Linked DNA regions of Homo sapiens: regions 1 and 3 are each linked to region 2. Evidence: chromatin contacts called from ENCODE Hi-C data. All regions are on one chromosome and are shown on one strand. Each heading gives the region's core, a stretch centred on a gene start or an enhancer-like site at or near the end of the contact. The rest is flanking DNA. Distances are from core to core; before and after follow the strand shown.

Region 1 (3,237 bases), core at 122-2,621, 200 kb after region 2:
ATGTTTACCGTTTGCTCTGGCCACCAAGCAGCCGCGTCTTATCCTTGCTCTATTTTTTTTGAGACTGGGTCTGGCTCCGTCGCCCAGGCTGGAGTGCGGTGGCGCGATCCCGGCTCACAGCAGCCTTGACCTGCCGGGCTCAGGTGAACCTCCGGCTCGGATTCGGGAGTATTAATAGCTGGGACCTCGGGCGCGCACCACCAGCCTGTCTAATTTTTCTTGTTTTTACAAGAGAAGGGCCGGGCGCGGAGTCTCACGTCTGTAATCCCAGCACTTTGGAAGGCCGAGGCGGGCGGATCACCTGAGGTCAGGAGTTCGAGACCAGCCTGGCCAACATGGTGAAACCCGGTCTCTACTAAAAATACAAAAACTAGCCGGGCCTGGTGGCGGGCGCCTGTAATTCCAGCTACTCGGGAGGCTGAGGCAGCGGGATCGCTTGAACCCGGGAAGCAGAGGTTGCAGTGAGCCGAGATCGCGCCACTGCACTCCAGCCTGGGCGACAGAGCGGGACTCCCTGCCCAAAAAAATAAAACAGAGGAGACGAGGTCTCTCTCTGTAGCCCAGGCTGATCTAGAACAGGATCCTGGGCTCCAGCGATCCGCCCGCCTCGGCCTCCCCCAGCGCTAGGCCCCCAGGCAGGGTCCCCGGCCCCGCCCCTCCCCGCACCCTCCCCAGCCGCGCGTCCACCCCGCAGGGCCTGGCCCGGGTCCCGCCGCTCTCATCGCCCCCGCCGCGCGGCAGGTCCCAAACGCAGCTGCGCGGAAGGCGAGGCCCGAAAAACCTCAGAAAGAGCCGAGCAGGGAAAGGCCGCGCGGCCCGCCTCGTTTCCCCGCAAAGAAGCCGCGCCCGTAGCGCCTCCGCCCGCCCCGAGCCCCTCCGTCGGCGGTCGGGGCGCGCCGCCCTACCCCAGTCAGGCGCGGCGAGTGCGGGCGGCTGCGGGAACCGGGCCTCCCTCCCGCCTCGGCGGCGCCAGCCGAGGACGGCCCCATGGCACCCTCCGGAGGGCCGGCCCGAGAGCCTCAGGAGGGCGCCCCTCACCTGCTGGCCTCGCCATCCGCGCCTGGGTCCGCGCGCCGCCGCCCGCCGCTCCTCAGAGACATGGAGCCGTTGGCTACCACCTCTGCTTCAGGGGAGAAATTTGGCGCGCTCCCACCCAGACTCGCGAGAGCCGGAAATGCCGCCGTCCATCAAGAGGCGCGCTCCGCCCCTCCCCCGCCCCCCGAGGCGCTCCAATTGGCGCCGGCGCCCGGCGGGGGAGGTGGCCGGCAGGGACCGGGGAAAAGTGTGTGGTAGGCGCGCGCGGCGCACCGTGGGGTTGGGACCGGGCGGCGCTGCGGGCCGCGGTGGGGCCGGAAATGTCAGGCGGTCCCCACTCCGCTCTCGGCGCCTCGGGCTCCGCGCCCGGCCAGCCTGAGGTGGGGTCGGTGCCCCCGGCGGCACGGCGCTGGGGAGGCGATGGCGCCGGCCGCGTCCAGGCTGCGGGCCGAAGCCGGGCTCGGGGCGCTGCCGCGGCGGGCGCTCGCCCAGTACCTGCTCTTCCTGCGGCTCTACCCGGTGCTCACCAAGGCGGCCACCAGGTGAGCGGGGGCGCGGGAATCGGACGCCGCCCCGGCCCCAGGTCGGCCGCAGCGGCGCGGGGCCTGGACGGGAGCGCCGGGCCGGGACCAGGCTGGGGGCGCGCCCGGGTCAGAACCCCCGGAGCGGGCGCCCTCCGACCCGGCGCTGAACTTCCCGCGGCGACACCCGCGTCCGCAGTCAGCGATTGTGAGGCGCCTTGCGGATCCCGCCCTCCCAGCGCGTGGAGGGCCCGCCCAGACCCGGGGGTCGGCGCTGAGGTTCCACCCAAGGACCCAACAGGGGCCCCGCGCGCCCGGGGAAGCCACGGCAAGGGGAGCGGGTCCGCAGGCGCGGGTGAAGACAGGGCGAGGGGAGCGGGTCTGCGGGGCGCGGGTGAAGACAGGGCGAGGGGAGCGGGTCTGCGGGGCGCGGGTGAAGACAGGGCGAGGGGAGCGGGTCTTGGGGGCGCGGGTGAAGACAGGGCGAGGGGAGCGGGTCTGCGGGGCGCGGGTGAAGACAGGGCCAGGGGAGCGGGTCTGCGGGGCACGGGTGAAGACAGGGCCAGGGGAGCGGGTCCTCATGGAGCGTGTGGAGACAGGGCCAAGGGAGCGAGTCTGCGGGGCGCGGGTGAAGACAGCGCCAGGGGAGCGGGTCTTGGGGGCGCGGGTAAAGACAGGGCCAGGGGAGCGGGTCCTCATGGCGCGGGTGGAGACAGGGCCAAGGGAGCGGGTCTGCGGGGCGCGGGTGAAGACAGGGCCAAGGGAGCGGGTCTGCGGGGCGCGGGTGAAGACAGGGCGAGGGGAGCGGGTCTGCGGGGCACGGGTAAAGACAGGGCCAAGGGAGCGGGTCTGCGTGGTGCGGGTGAAGACAGGGCCAGGGGAGCGGGTCTGCGGGGCACGGGTGAAGACAGGGCGAGGGGAGCGGGTCTTGGGGGCGCGGGTGAAGACAGGGCCAGGGGAGCGGGTCTGCGGGGCACGGGTGAAGACAGGGCGAGGGGAGCGGGTCTTGGGGGCGCGGGTGAAGACAGGGCCAGGGGAGCGGGTCTGCGGGGCACGGGTGAAGACAGGGCGAGGGGAGCGGGTCTTGGGGGCGCGGGTGAAGACAGGGCCAGGGGAGCGGGTCTGCGGGGCACGGGTGAAGACAGGGCCAGGGGAGCGGGTCCTCATGGAGCGTGTGGAGACAGGGCCAAGGGAGCGAGTCTGCGGGGCGCGGGTGAAGACAGCGCCAGGGGAGCGGGTCTTGGGGGCGCGGGTAAAGACAGGGCCAGGGGAGCGGGTCCTCATGGCGCGGGTGGAGACAGGGCCAAGGGAGCGGGTCTGCGGGGCGCGGGTGAAGACAGGGCCAAGGGAGCGGGTCTGCGGGGCGCGGGTGAAGACAGGGCGAGGGGAGCGGGTCTGCGGGGCACGGGTAAAGACAGGGCCAAGGGAGCGGGTCTGCGTGGTGCGGGTGAAGACAGGGCCAGGGGAGCGGGTCCACATGGAGCGTGTGGAGACAGGGCCAAGGGAGCGAGTCTGCGGGGCGCGGGTCCGCACGGCGCGGGTGGAGACACGGCCAGGGAAGGTGTTTTGAGAAGGTGACATTGAACAGGCTGTGTAAAGAAGTGGAGCAGAGGCTCTCCTGGCACAGGGAACAGCAGGGCAAAGGTCTCTGTTAGGTTTTGAAGGGAAGGCCGGCGTTAAA
Region 2 (3,199 bases), core at 515-3,014:
AGAGCCTCAAATGCCACCTGGGTGACCCTCGCCCACATTTCCTGGCCTTCTGTCCAGGGAGGGGAATTCGGGAGCAGGCGTGCATGGAGAAACTACTCGGGGTCCGTTTCTGTCTTCCTAATGAGGCTTTTAAAAATCAAAAGGGAGGATGCTGGAGGGTGAAACCACGGTTTAACAAAACCCGGAATGGGAAGAGGGGGAGGGGGACCCTGCCCCCACCCTGGGGAGGCTTTGACAGGGAACCAGAGAGCGGGCTGGGTGGACTGGAGGAGGCTGGGTGAACAGGAAGTCCCCCCACCCCAGTGAGCTACTTTCCCAACTGCCTCAGCCCAGCAAACAGCCAGTGGTGCCTGGACCACACCCTTCCTGCCCTGCACAAGAGGCCGCCAGTAGGCTCTCCCAGAGGCAGGGTAAAGTGGACCCCGCAGAGTGGGCGAGGACCCGTTCCCACTAAGGGCAACCGAGGGCAGGGTCCCACCACTGTCTTGGGCACCCTCCCCTCCGCCCTCCAGCAAACCACCATTCTTCTCCGAGGGCCTGTGCAGGGGTGTAGCCCCGACCTGAAACAGGGTGCCCATGACTGCTGGGGCTCGGAGTCGTCACTCCTCGGGGAGGCCCTCTGGACCACCCAATGCCCACTCTCTGTGACACCTCCCCGTTCGATTTTCTTCAGATTATCCTTGGCTGATATTCTATTTGGCCCTGTGTTCAGGGTCTCTCTCCCACTTCTAAGAGGGTAGTCTATCTCAGCCGCTGCGGGGTCACCAACAGAGCCTGGACACAGGAGGCATCTGGCAAATACGCGCTGCATGAATCAATGACTCCAGTGCCCACGCGCAAGGGGCCCCTGGGCTCAGAAAACCCCACCAGGCGGGCCCCTCCGAGCTCGGCCTGTCCTGGGGGTGGAGGAGGAAGTTCGCCCCGCGCCTGCCTCGCAACCGCAGCCGCCTCCGTGCGCTTCCTGCCCGCGCCGCCCTCCACACTGCGCTCCGTGTCTGGCAGCAGCCCCCGCCTCGCTGGGCGCGTTCCCGGGGGTCTCGGTGGCGGGAGCCGCCTTCTTGTGGGACTTGGGGGCACGTGGCGCGGGGCGGGGACGCGGACAGACCCCTCCCGCATCCTAGGAGGCCTGGGAGGGTCCGCGGGGACGCGGGGAGGGGGCACCGCCTGGCCGAGGACCCTCCCCCGGTCCTCCCCGCCCCTTCCCCGTCCCTTCCACGCTCGCCGAGGGCAGGACTTCGGTTCCGCGAGACCGGAGGCCCCTCGTCCTCCTCGGAAGCCGCCCGCGGCCGGGGACCCCAGTCCCGCAGAGGAGGGCGGCGCTGCCCCCGCCTCCCGCTTGGAGAGCGCCGCCCGCAGGTGCCCACGGAGGGGCCGCGGCATCCCAGCGCCCTCCCAGGAAGGAGCCGAGCGGATCACCGCCGGCTGCAGCGGAGGTCGGGGCGCCGGGGAGGGGCGCGGCTAGGGGGCGAGGTCGAAGGGCGGGCACCTGCGGGTGGGGCGGGGCCTGAATTAGCGGGAGCGCCCGGGAGGGGCGGGGCCGGGGCCTGCGTGAGCGGGTCGGGGAGGGGGCGGAGCCTGCGGGGGGCGGGGCCTGCGTGAATGGGGCGGGGAGGGGCCGGAGCCTTGTGAGCGGGGCGGGCCGCGTGTGCGGGGTGGGGGCGGAGCCTTATGAGCGGGGCGGGGCAGGGGCGTGGTCGGGGCGGGGCGCGCGGGCGCCCGCGGCGGCCCTCACTTCCTCTGGCGAGCGCAGCCGGGCGGAAGTGCGTCAGTTGTTATCTGTTCGGGGCGCCGCCGCCGCCTCACGAGCCCGGTGCCCAGGAGCCCGGCCGCCTCCCGCCTGCCGCCTGCCGCGCCCGCCCGGCCCCGCCCGCTCGGCCCGATCGCCGCGCCGCGCGCATGGGGCGCGCCCCCGGGGGGGCGGCCGAGGGCCGCTGAGCGCCGGGCCCGCCCCCGCCGATGCGCCCAGCCGCCCGCGCCGGGGGTCCCAGGCCGCGCCGGGCCCGGGGCTGAGCCGCCCCCCGCGCCCGGCATGCCCGGCCCGGCCCGCCGCCCGCCGCCGCCCAGGGCCCGAGCCCGCGCGGCGCACACTCAGCCCGGCGGCGCCGCGTAGCCGAGGGAGCCCGCCTGCTGCGAGCCAGGCGCGGGGCGTCAAGGTCACCGGCCCGACGGGGCGCACGCGCGGCCATGGAGGCCAAGGTCCGCCCGAGCCGGCGCTCGCGCGCGCAGCGGGACCGTGGCCGGCGCCGGGAGGCCGCCCGCGACGCCCGCGCCCAGAGTCCGTCGTCGGGCGACGAGCCCGAGCCCAGCCCCGGCAAGGAGAACGCGGGCCTCCGCGGCGCGCCCCCCCGAGGCGCCGCCCCCGCGCCCCGCACCGCGCGTCCCCCGCGCCGCCGCCGCCGCGAGTCCAGCTCGCAGGAGGAGGAGGTCATCGACGGCTTCGCCATCGCCAGCTTCAGCACCCTGGAGGCCCTGGAGGTAGGTGGACGGGTGCGGCTTCGCAGGCGTTGAGGCGAGAACGGGGCCCGGAGTTGACGCGTCGGGCGATCCCGGGACCCCTGGGCTTGCGACCGCCCGCGCCGTGGGCAGCCCTGAGGGAAGCCCCGGCCACTTGGTACCCGTTCCAGGGACCCTGGGTGCCCACCGCTCGCCCAGACCGTCGCATCTGGAAGACCCAGCAGCGTCGGGTGGGTTTGGGGACGTTTTAAGTTGCAGAGGCAAAAAAATCTACGCTTCGAAATTGGGGGCTGTCTGACAGCACCGTCGGCCTTTTATCAGTTGTGTTTCTGTGGCCAGCATATCGCTCTGCCTGGTTCAGGACGTGCTAGGGAGCAGTGCTGGATCTTAGGGAGGTGGTGATAAAATGGATACTCCGCGGGCCATCCCGTTCCCTCCTCCCTTCGAGGGCTCTGCTGAGAAGGGGAGAAGGAGGGTTAATCTCAAGACCCCTCTTGGTGACTGCTGCCTGCTGCATGGTTAATAGATTGGCCAAAAATATTGCTTGTCTGGCTGACGGACAGTATTTGCTGAGCAAATACTGCTCCTCTTACATGAACTCAGCTGAGCAGAGAAGGAAATTAAATGCTGTCTGAGAGTTGGGGCAGGCGCTGTCTCCCCAGGACTGGCATGGGCAGGAATGCTAGCAAGTTGCCCTGCACCAGGGCCGAGACCCGCCCAGCGAGGTGTGCCCCGTGCAGCACTT
Region 3 (3,306 bases), core at 63-2,562, 220 kb after region 2:
ACGCCCGGCCTTCCTTTTATTTTTATTTTTTAAATCTTCCTATCATTTTTAGTAAATGACCTGGAAGCAGCAGACCCAACTGGAAGCGTACAGGTTCAAGAAAGCCTGTTTAAGCAGAAGTCTCAGTATTTCTGTGGAACCATTCAGTTTTTTTATTTTTATTTTTTTGAGACATTGTTTCACTCTGTTGCCCAGGCTGGAGTGCAGTGAGGCAATCTCAGCTCACTGCAACCTCCGCTTCCTGGGTTCAAGCAACTCTCCTGCCTCAGCCTCCTGAGTAGCTGGTATTACAGGCTGGAGCCACCGTGCCCGGCTAATTTTTGTATTTTTAGTAGAGACCGGGTTTCACCATGTTGGCCAGGCTGGTCTCAAACTTCTGACCTCAGGTGATCCGCCTGTCTCGGCTTCCCAAAGTGTTGTGATTACACGCGTGAGCCACCGAGCCCAGGCCCAAGTGATTTTTAAATAGCTTAAATCAGATCATGTCATTTCCCAATTTTAAAATGGGCAGAGATGGTCCAGCAATCCCACTTCTGGGTACAGACGCAAAACAATCAATGAAAGAGAGATCTGCACGCAGCACTGTTCACGCTAGCGAGGAGATGGCAACAGGGCAAGCGTCCAGCAATGGGTAAGCGGTGGGGTCGGTGCACGCAGGCGTCCAGCAATGGGTAAGCGGTGGGGTCGGTCCACCCAGGGAGCGCTGGTCCCCCTGGAAGGAAACCCAGGCTCTAACGCGGTCCCTCTGAGGACCCTGCTAGGCGAAACGCGCCGGCCATAGAAAGACTGTCCCGCAGGAGAGGGCGGTGTTCGGCCCGGGGTTTGAGGGGTCGGGACCAGGAGGAGGGACAGCCCGGCCGAACCTGAACGCACTTCAGGCCGCTTGAACAGCACACGCAGGAACTGCGCCGACGGAAAACTTTACTTCGTGTTCCGCCACCAAAAAAATATCGTTTAAACAAACCTGCGGCAGCTTCCCAGCTCCCTTAAACCAGGATCCCAAGTTCTCCGCGTCTCCGCCCCTGCACCCAGCCTCCGGCCTCGGCAGGCGCTTCCGGTGCGGAACCTTCTGGAAAGTACCGCGCCGCCCTCCCGGCGTCCCCACAACCCCGCCCGCACCTGCGCGCACCGGCGCTCGCGAGCACAAGTGACGGGACTGGAGCGTGGCGCGGCAGGTGGCTCCACGAAAACGCCCCTTCGCGCAAGGCTGCCCCGCGTCCTGCCGCGCCCCAGGAGGCGGGACTTCCGCCCCCGCCGCCCGGAAGCGGCAGCCGGGGGAAGCGTGTTCCTCGCGGAGCGCCGTCGGGGCCGTGGGCGCCTGCGCGGGCCGGCGCGGGAGCAAGCGGCATGGCGTTCCGGCAGGCGCTGCAGCTGGCGGCCTGCGGGCTGGCCGGGGGCTCGGCCGCCGTGCTCTTCTCGGCCGTGGCGGTAGGGAAGCCGCGCGCAGGCGGGGACGCGGAGCCACGCCCGGCTGAGCCGCCGGCCTGGGCGGGGGGCGCGCGGCCGGGCCCCGGTGTCTGGGACCCCAACTGGGACAGGTGCGCGCGGGGCTGTTTGGGGCCGGGGTCGGGATGGGGGTCAGGGCAGGTGTTACCGTTGGGATCGAGATCGGGACCAGGTTTAAGGTTGCGATCGGGTCGGGATCTGGGGTCGCCGTCTGCTTTCCCCAGCGGAGGAGCCGCTTTCCGGGGCCGCTCTGCGCGGAGGGTTCCGGGGGCGGCTGACCCTTCCCGCCGGCTTCTGTGGCCGAGCTCCGTCGCGTCCTCGCCCTTCTCCCCGCCCCTGCGAGTCCGCCCTGGGTGCCATCGCCGGAGCGCGGGCCGGGGCGAGGCTGAGGTGGAAGCCGGGCCTCCTTCAGGGGCGTTTGCAGGAGCGCGCCCGCGAGCTGCGTGCGGTTATTGAGCGTTTGAAATATGGCTCGTGTGATTCCTGAAGGGAATGCTTAGTTTACGTCAATTTAAACTTAACGCAAGCAGGGCCGGGTGCGGTAGCTCAGGCCTGTAATCCCAGCGTTTGGGAGGCTGAGGCCGGAGGATCGCTTGAGAAATTTGAAACCAGCCTGGGCAACATAGTGAGACCCCCATCTCTACAAAAAATACAAAAAAAATTGGCCGAGCGAGGTGGCGCGCGCCTGTGGTCCCAGCTACTCGGGAGGCTGAGGTAGGAGGATCCCTTGAGTCCAGGGGTCCCAGGCTGCACAGTGTGAGCCGAGATCCCGCCACTTCACTCCAGCCTGAGCAACAGAGCCTGTCTCAAAGGAAAAAAAAAAAAAGTAGTGCAGGTTTTTAACATTAGTTATGTGTTGAAATAGTATTTTTAGCATATTGAATTAAAAGTATGATCGAAATTCACCTGTTTCTTTTTAATGTTGCTATTAGAAAATGTATAATTTCACATGTTGCTGGCATTCTGTTTCTGTCGGCCAGGACTGCTCTAGCGGCAAGGATGGTTTTCCCAGTCCTAACTCCTCATTATACTCAGTACTTTGAGAAAGGGGGCACAGAATTATACTACTGTGGTTGCGTTAGGTACTTTATATTAGATTTTTATCTTTTGTTAACCTTATTTCCTCTATTATTAGCATCATACACTAAGCATGGTGTATATATCAAAATTAATGAGCCAAAATAATATAGATTAATTATAGTTATTATATTAGTTTATAATACATTACTGTTAACTAAGGTTCATGTTTCATTGAGATTTCCTCAGCTTTTACCTGCTGTTCTGTTCTAGGGTCCCACATGACAAGTAGTCTTCATGCCTCCGTAGGCATGTTTTGGCTGTGACAATTTCTCAGACTTGTTTTGATGATCATGAGTGTTTGAGGCGTCCTGGTCAGGGGTTTGGTAGAAGGTCCCTCAATTGAGACTTCTCTGAAGGTTTTCTCATGATTAGACTGGAGTTACATTCTTTTTCCTTCTTTTCTTTTTTCTTTTTCCTTGAGACGGAGTTTCGCTCTTGTTGCCCAGGCTGGAGTGCAATGGTGCAATCTCGGCTCACTGCAACCTCCGCCTCCCGGGTTCAAGCAATTCTCCTGCCTCAGCCTCCCGAGTAGCTGGGATTACAGGCACGCGCCATTATGCCCAGCTAATTTTGTATTTTTAGTAGAGACGGGGTTTCTCCATGTCGGTCAGGCTGGTCTTGAACTCCCAACCTTAGGTGATCCTCCCACCTCGGCCTCCCAAAGTGCTGGGATTACAGGCATGAGCCACCATGCCCAGCCTGTTATATTCTTTTTTAAAAATCAGAATTCTGAAAAATCAGAAATTCTGAATCAATATTCTGAATTTCTTAGGTCTTTTT

What was found. A loop is a pair of places that touch in the nucleus more often than their neighbours do. Pooled maps may share reads with other maps.
Region 1: a loop to region 2 is called in a map of CD8-positive, alpha-beta T cell, with 9 times the contacts of the local background. The contact joins the promoter of PXMP2 here to the promoter of FBRSL1 in region 2. A Hi-C loop is called at or near these places in 3 of 168 maps with a recorded cell type or tissue (CD8-positive, alpha-beta T cell, ascending aorta and thyroid gland), 7 of 37 single-sample maps with no recorded cell type and 15 of 50 pooled maps.
Region 3: a loop to region 2 is called in a pooled map, with 14 times the contacts of the local background. The contact joins the promoter of PGAM5 here to the promoter of FBRSL1 in region 2. A Hi-C loop is called at or near these places in 2 of 37 single-sample maps with no recorded cell type and 13 of 50 pooled maps.

What each region holds. Positions count from the first base shown.
Region 1 is chr12:132,686,216-132,689,452 of GRCh38, forward strand. PXMP2 (peroxisomal membrane protein 2) reads left to right here and starts at 1,372. Exons shown (of 5, transcript NM_018663.3): 1 at 1,372-1,577. The coding sequence starts at 1,456. It overlaps POLE (DNA polymerase epsilon, catalytic subunit), which reads right to left and starts at 1,127. Exons shown (of 49, transcript NM_006231.4): 1 at 1,039-1,127. The coding sequence starts at 1,100. RefSeq lists a silencer at 578-1,887.
Region 2 is chr12:132,488,387-132,491,585 of GRCh38, forward strand. FBRSL1 (fibrosin like 1) reads left to right here and starts at 1,765. Exons shown (of 19, transcript NM_001367871.1): 1 at 1,765-2,475. The coding sequence starts at 2,185. RefSeq lists enhancers at 726-855, 2,853-3,199 and silencers at 1,046-1,115, 1,246-1,695.
Region 3 is chr12:132,709,530-132,712,835 of GRCh38, forward strand. It overlaps PGAM5 (PGAM family member 5, mitochondrial serine/threonine protein phosphatase), which reads left to right and starts at 1,313. Exons shown (of 6, transcript NM_001170543.2): 1 at 1,313-1,538. The coding sequence starts at 1,348. It overlaps LOC124903063 (a long non-coding RNA gene), which reads right to left and starts at 1,066. Exons shown (of 2, transcript XR_007063551.1): 1 at 965-1,066. RefSeq lists an enhancer at 830-879 and silencers at 1,050-1,509, 1,720-1,829.